2 separate regions of the Mus musculus genome follow, and region 2 is linked to region 1. The links are chromatin loops, found by intact Hi-C in ENCODE. Cell type or tissue: gastrocnemius. All regions are shown on one strand. Each heading gives the region's core, and the rest is flanking DNA. Links, peaks and the distances in the headings are about the cores only.

Region 1 (2,926 bases), core at 248-2,747:
AATCTAGGTCACTTCTAAGTCCATGCTCCAGCTTATAGGCCATCTTCCTTGGAACTCAGTTTTATTCTGGAATACATCATTTCTCAAACCACCCCAGCATTTAGCAAGTAAACCTGGGCATTCACAGGGGCCCATAGGAATATCAGCCTGAGGTGTGCCTAGCTGGTTAGTTTTGTCAAAATGATGTGGATGCTCTTGACCTCTGGGTTTACATATGGAAATCAAAATAACTAAAAGAATAATGACTTGTGTACCAAATGTTATTATTATTATTTCCTCTGATCATTTATGTTGCTAGAGTCTTGGATGCAAGATTTGCTATGATTATCTTCTGGCATAGTCTTAGCTTGTCTTAGCTTAGTCTATTGCTGTGAGGAGACACCACAACCACAGCAATTCATATAAAGGAAAGCATTTAACTGAGGCTTGCTGATGGTTTCAGAGGTTTAGTCCATCGTTATCATGGCAGGCAGTATGTCAGCCTGCTAGCAGATATGGTGCTGGAGATTTCTACATCTGGATACACAAACAGCAGAAAGAGAGATGTGACACTAGGCCTGGCTTGAGCTTTTGAAACCCTAAAGCCCTCTCCCAGTGACACACTTCCAACAAGGCCACAATTCCTAATCCCTCTGATGTAGGCAATCCTTAATGATCTTACATTTAAATATATGAAACTAAGGGAGTCATTCCTATTCAAACCACCAAAGACACCAAACAGAAGTTGCTCTTTTTGTATATTTAACATGTTGTTTTGGTATCTCCTCCCCCCTATCCTGTTCTCTTCCTGATCCTAAGAAGTTTGGGTCTGCTATCCAGCCTCTAGATTGCTTCTCTGTCCTGATGCTGTCTAGGTTTTGATGGTGGCATAGTCACAACATCAGCACCATTCTTCTTGGAGCCCTTTGCCCTTCTACCTATTTAACTCTTTACTCCTTTATAGTAAGATCTCCATTTTTACCTCCTCAATTAACCTGCTGCATAGGCAGTGGCTGTGCTGTTTTTGGTTTTCTTTCTTTTCCTCTTTTTTAAAAAAAATATTTATTTAATTAAAAATAAATTATGTGCATGTGCTTGTGTCAATGCATGCATGAATTCTGCGGCCTTGGGAGGCCAGAAGAGGATGACTGATCCTTTGAAGCTGAAGTTACAGGTAATGAACCATATCACATGGTTGCTGGAAATGGAAGAGTGGTCTTCTGCAAAAGCAACGAGTGTTTTTAATGTTTTAACTGCCAAGCCACCTCTCTCGATTCTGTTCCAGGCTTTATCTTTCTTCCTCACATCCTTTCTCTTCTGTGTTCTAGCCCCAAGGATCTTGGCCTCAGCACCTTCAGGATAATCTGATAAAGATCACACCATGGATGGTACAGACCACAGCAACAGGAAGCACTTCAGGTACGCACCTCCTTTCCAAGAAGTCTCTGTACAGTGTGGTTTTCTCTTTAATGGTTTTTATGTTTTTGACTTTATTCTTTAAAAAATTCAATATTAAAGAATAGCAGCAAAGATTCTCCTGGTGGGGGGGGTGGGGGGAGGAAGAAAAGAAAGACATGACCACGCTCATCAATCCTGCTCCCCTCTTGTGACAATACAGCTGTTCTCTTGCTTCTTATTCCCTGCATACTTAACAGTTACTCTCTTAGTTTAGTGGTATGAACAGATACCATGAAGAAGGCAACTCTTATAGAAGGACAGCATTTCATTGGAGCTGGCTTATATGTTCAGAGGTTCAGCTCATTATCATCCGGGTGATCAAGGTTGGAGCATGGCAGTGTCCAGGCAGTCAAGATGCTGGAGGAGCTGAGAGTTCAACATCTTGTTCCAAAGGCAAATGACTGTTTCCAGGAAGGTAGGAGGAGGGTCTCCAAGTCTACCTCCACAGTGACACACTTCTTCCAAGAAGGTCACACCTACAAGTTCACACCTCCTAATAGTGCCACTCCCTGAGCCAAGCATATCTAAACCACCATACTAATTAATGTCTAATCTGTAGTTTTTATTTCTGCATTTTAAGCTGACATTGTTTTAGGATCATTTTAAATTTATTCTACCCAGTCATCATAATTACCAATTTTAATGATAGATTAATATTCCTTTTCACTGGTGGTATAGTTATTCAATAATTCTCTTCTTGAAAATAAGTTTGGATTCTGCAGAATAAGTAGTCAAGAGTGAAACTGCTGGGTAGTATAGCACATTTATTTTTAGTTATAGATAAAAACATTCAAACTCTTCCAGAATGGCGACATTACCTTCTATTCCCAGCAATATACAAGCATGTACAAGAGTTCTAGTTCCTGCACATCATTGCTAGCATTTGGTATTGGCTGGTGCCACTAACTTTATTTTACTCACTCCAATTGGCTTGATTGTAATAGTCTGAGATCAAATTTACTCAGCAAATGTGACTAGTCTCCTCATTACAGAATGCAATTATCAAAGTAGAATGTATGTATATACATTATATATGTTGTCACAATCTTTGCCTGTGCTTATTATTGTCTTACCTCTGTGTCTATTCTTTCAATTTTTTAAAGTTAATATTTTTAGTTGTTGTATACAATAATAGGTATGTGTTGGTTGAAACTCTCAACATGACTGGATTTAAAATCACTACTAGAATAAAGCTCTAGGCATGCCTTTGAGGGAGTTTCTAGAGTGGTACACTAACTAAATTAAGGTACACTAACTTACCTAAGTATGGGCAGCTCCATTCTATGTGCTGTGGTCCTGCACTGAATAAGAAAGGAGAAAGTAAGCAGAGCACCAGCATTCCTCTCTCCCTCCCTCTCTCCCTGTCTCCCTGTCTCCCTCCCCCCTCCCCCCCTCTCCCCCTTCCCCTTCCCCTCTCCCCCTTCCCCTCTCCCTCTCCCCCTCCCCCTTTCCCTCCCTCAACTCTCTCTTTGTTTACTGACTATGGATG
Region 2 (2,926 bases), core at 248-2,747, 120 kb after region 1:
CTGTTCTAGCCATTCCACTCCAACCCCTGTATTGTTTAAAGAAGGTTTTGGAAAACAGGCCAGGATTTCTAAAATGCTTTAAAAATGTAGCCCTTGTGGTATTCCCTCCATTGGGGTCACATTCTGCTTGCTCATTCTTTAGCTCAATATAGATTCCTTGTGCAAAATAATGAAATTCAGTTTCAGCTTAGGCCAAATCATGCCCTCCCCTGAGTTTGTTTAGAAGAATCATTTTATCCATTTTATATGTCAAAAAAACCTCTTTCAATTACTAAAGTGACTGTAACATTTATAAAAAACGTTGTTATTTTCTGTGTGCAAATGGGAAATAGTTGCCATTAATTATTCGCCTGTTCACAGTAACAGCTGCCTAGTGAACCCTGTCCAGTTGTCATAGAAAATGCTCATATTTCCCCCTTTATGTCATTGTTCCTCCAGGAAACCAGGGACATTTGTTAGCCCAATTGTTTCAGTCTTGCCAACCCTACTGGGCCAGCTAATATCCTGATTTAAGATCTTATCTAACTTTTTCAACAGCTACATTCAGACTAGATAGGTTTATGTAGTTGATTTCATTGCTAAAGCTATTTGACAAAAGCAAGAAAGTCAAAGCTTTTAGTGACATGAACCACCCATCTGCTGCCTTTAGTCTTGACATCTTTCTGTGTGTTATTTCATGGACCATCAGAATAGGAACTCTGTCTGCTTCCAACATAGCATAAAGGTTCAGTATCAGCCCATATGGCCTTGAAACTACCAAGTGTCTTAAGCACTAGTTATTTGCGATCTTTGCATGGTACAACACCCTCTCATAGGGTGGTTGTTAAGAGAGAAGGACTGCGCAGAGCTAGCATTTGTGTGATTTAGAGTGTACAGTCTGGGAGTGTGACTGCTATGGTTCTAGGGCTTTTGGGACTCTCCAAAATAATGTCTTATCAAAACAGATGAGTGCTAGCTAGAAGAGTAATCAGCCTTGCCTGTAGGGTCTCTGCAATAAAATATTAACAAAACTGCTTCATGCACTTAAGTGTAGACTTTAATATTAACTCTTTTTCATGCAAAGTTGTTTCCAGTATATATGTGTAGTGATGCCAAAATATTAATTAACCCATGAAATCCTGGCTCCCTAGGAACTCATGGTCTAGGAGAAGAAAAAGATTGATAAATACATTGGAGAAGGTTAAATGTGATGAAATAAATAATGACAGCGATAAAAACTCCCACTCAAGTTAGAATTGAATTTGCATATTGAGAGAAATTCAGATAGTCAAATCTATGAAGGACACAAGGCAAACATGAGTTTGGTTTGAGTTCTGGATTGAATAATCCAGTAGACAGGGATTGGCAGTTCAGCTCATTTTAAATTTTCTATTTGAATAAGCACTTGAAGTTTGTGTGTGTGTGTGTGTGTGTGTGTGTGTATTTTATTTTATTTTTCTTTTTGGATACAAGACAGAAATCATTGCATGTATTAGATTGCATTGCCTTACATGGTTCAGGGAAGGAAAGCCAGAAAAACATCTACCGGATATTCCATGAAATGTTGTTTATGCGAGCCAACAGAAAGAATTAGTTTGCACATCCGTATCAAATGCCCACGCTCTCAGCTCCCCAATTCTTTATATAGCTGTCATGAAACAAAGATACGCCTAATTGGCTTTGCCAGCAGTAAGGGATAAGCTATCTTTTTTCCCCCTCCCATCTTTACTGGCTACGACTCTCATTCCTGATTTGATACAGAACACATAGCTTCCTCTAAAAAATGGATCTGTGTTAAAACGAATCTGTATACAGATAGATTTTTGCAGAGCCTCCACAAAGCAATGACATGTTGGATGTTTTTGGTATTGTGGACACTTGTAATTTGGGACCTGGGACTGGTATTTCCTTTAGAGTGGCAAGTATGTCATGTGGCTTGGGGCAGATGCCATTCTATGCCTTGTATTACATTATGCACGGGCAGTGACCTTAGCCTTGATTTATTTTTGATACTTATGTGTTGTACATATCTAAGGTCTTGTGTGAAATAGTCTTGGTTCCCAACATTATCATACTCATGATGAAGACACAGACCTTCACAAGTCTCTAGAATGACTGAAGTCACTACTAATACTATATTCTCATTGCAGGCATCATAGAGGAACTTACTTACTTTTCCCCTTCATTTACTCTGTTCCCACATTTTTATCTATAGAAATAAGATTTTTAAATAGAGGAAGTTATTTAAGAAGGCATGATATAGCTTCCTTTTTTTTTTTAAAGCCTAGTCTTAGTATATCTGTAAAATAGAGTGAATATTTAAATGCTATGTTTGGAAATATTTTGACTTTTTATTTAAATAATGGATAATGTTATGGTCAGAGATGATAACATTTTTATTGACTACAGAGATAACAGCTATGTTTATTTCTGAGCTCTATGTATATCTACAAAAATTGGCATGTAGTAGAGAAAGAAGAAAGAAGGAAGTATGGACTTCTGAGGAGTATTTACGCCTAATTTGATGCCATTTTGTACTCTGAACTTTTTATCACTTCTTTATTTTACAGTATTTAAACCAATATTTCTCCCTTTCTCTTGGAATACTCATGTAAGAATAAATTCATTTGTGAACACTCGGTTGGTTCTAAGAAGCATGTGGAGGGTCTGCTTTCCTGGACAGAAGGAACTATTTTTTTTACCTTCTGGAATGCACAGTTGATGCCTGTCTTCAGGTAAGGCTTGTGGTTGATGTTCTGAGAGGCATATGAACCTGGGCATGCCTTTTCAATCACTAAACTGAAGATCTACTAAGATTCTTTCTATTCAGGCCATCTCTTTGTGGTTTCAAAATGGCTATCCCAACTCTACACTTTAAATTCCAAGTCTGAATAAACAAATAGCAATCTTTTCCCTAGAATTTCAACCAGTCACCATCTGTATTTCA

What was found. Peaks named below come from ENCODE experiments on the same cell type or tissue, not always from the same donor. Only the 100,000 strongest peaks of a DNase experiment are listed, where the experiment ranks them.
Region 2: it touches region 1 in a loop (2.8-fold over the local background); 2 of 42 quality-filtered maps call a loop at or near these places.

The regions. Positions count from the first base shown.
Region 1 is chr1:82,095,885-82,098,810 of GRCm38, reverse strand. No RefSeq gene overlaps it. Among named protein-coding and RNA genes, the nearest start is that of Mir6344, 35 kb to the left of the region's middle. In gastrocnemius, for the core only: no CTCF peak of the experiment used is centred there; no DNase peak of the experiment used is centred there.
Region 2 is chr1:81,975,990-81,978,915 of GRCm38, reverse strand. No RefSeq gene overlaps it. Among named protein-coding and RNA genes, the nearest start is that of Mir6344, 150 kb to the left of the region's middle. In gastrocnemius, for the core only: no CTCF peak of the experiment used is centred there; no DNase peak of the experiment used is centred there; H3K4me3 peaks cover 256 bases; H3K27ac peaks cover 737 bases.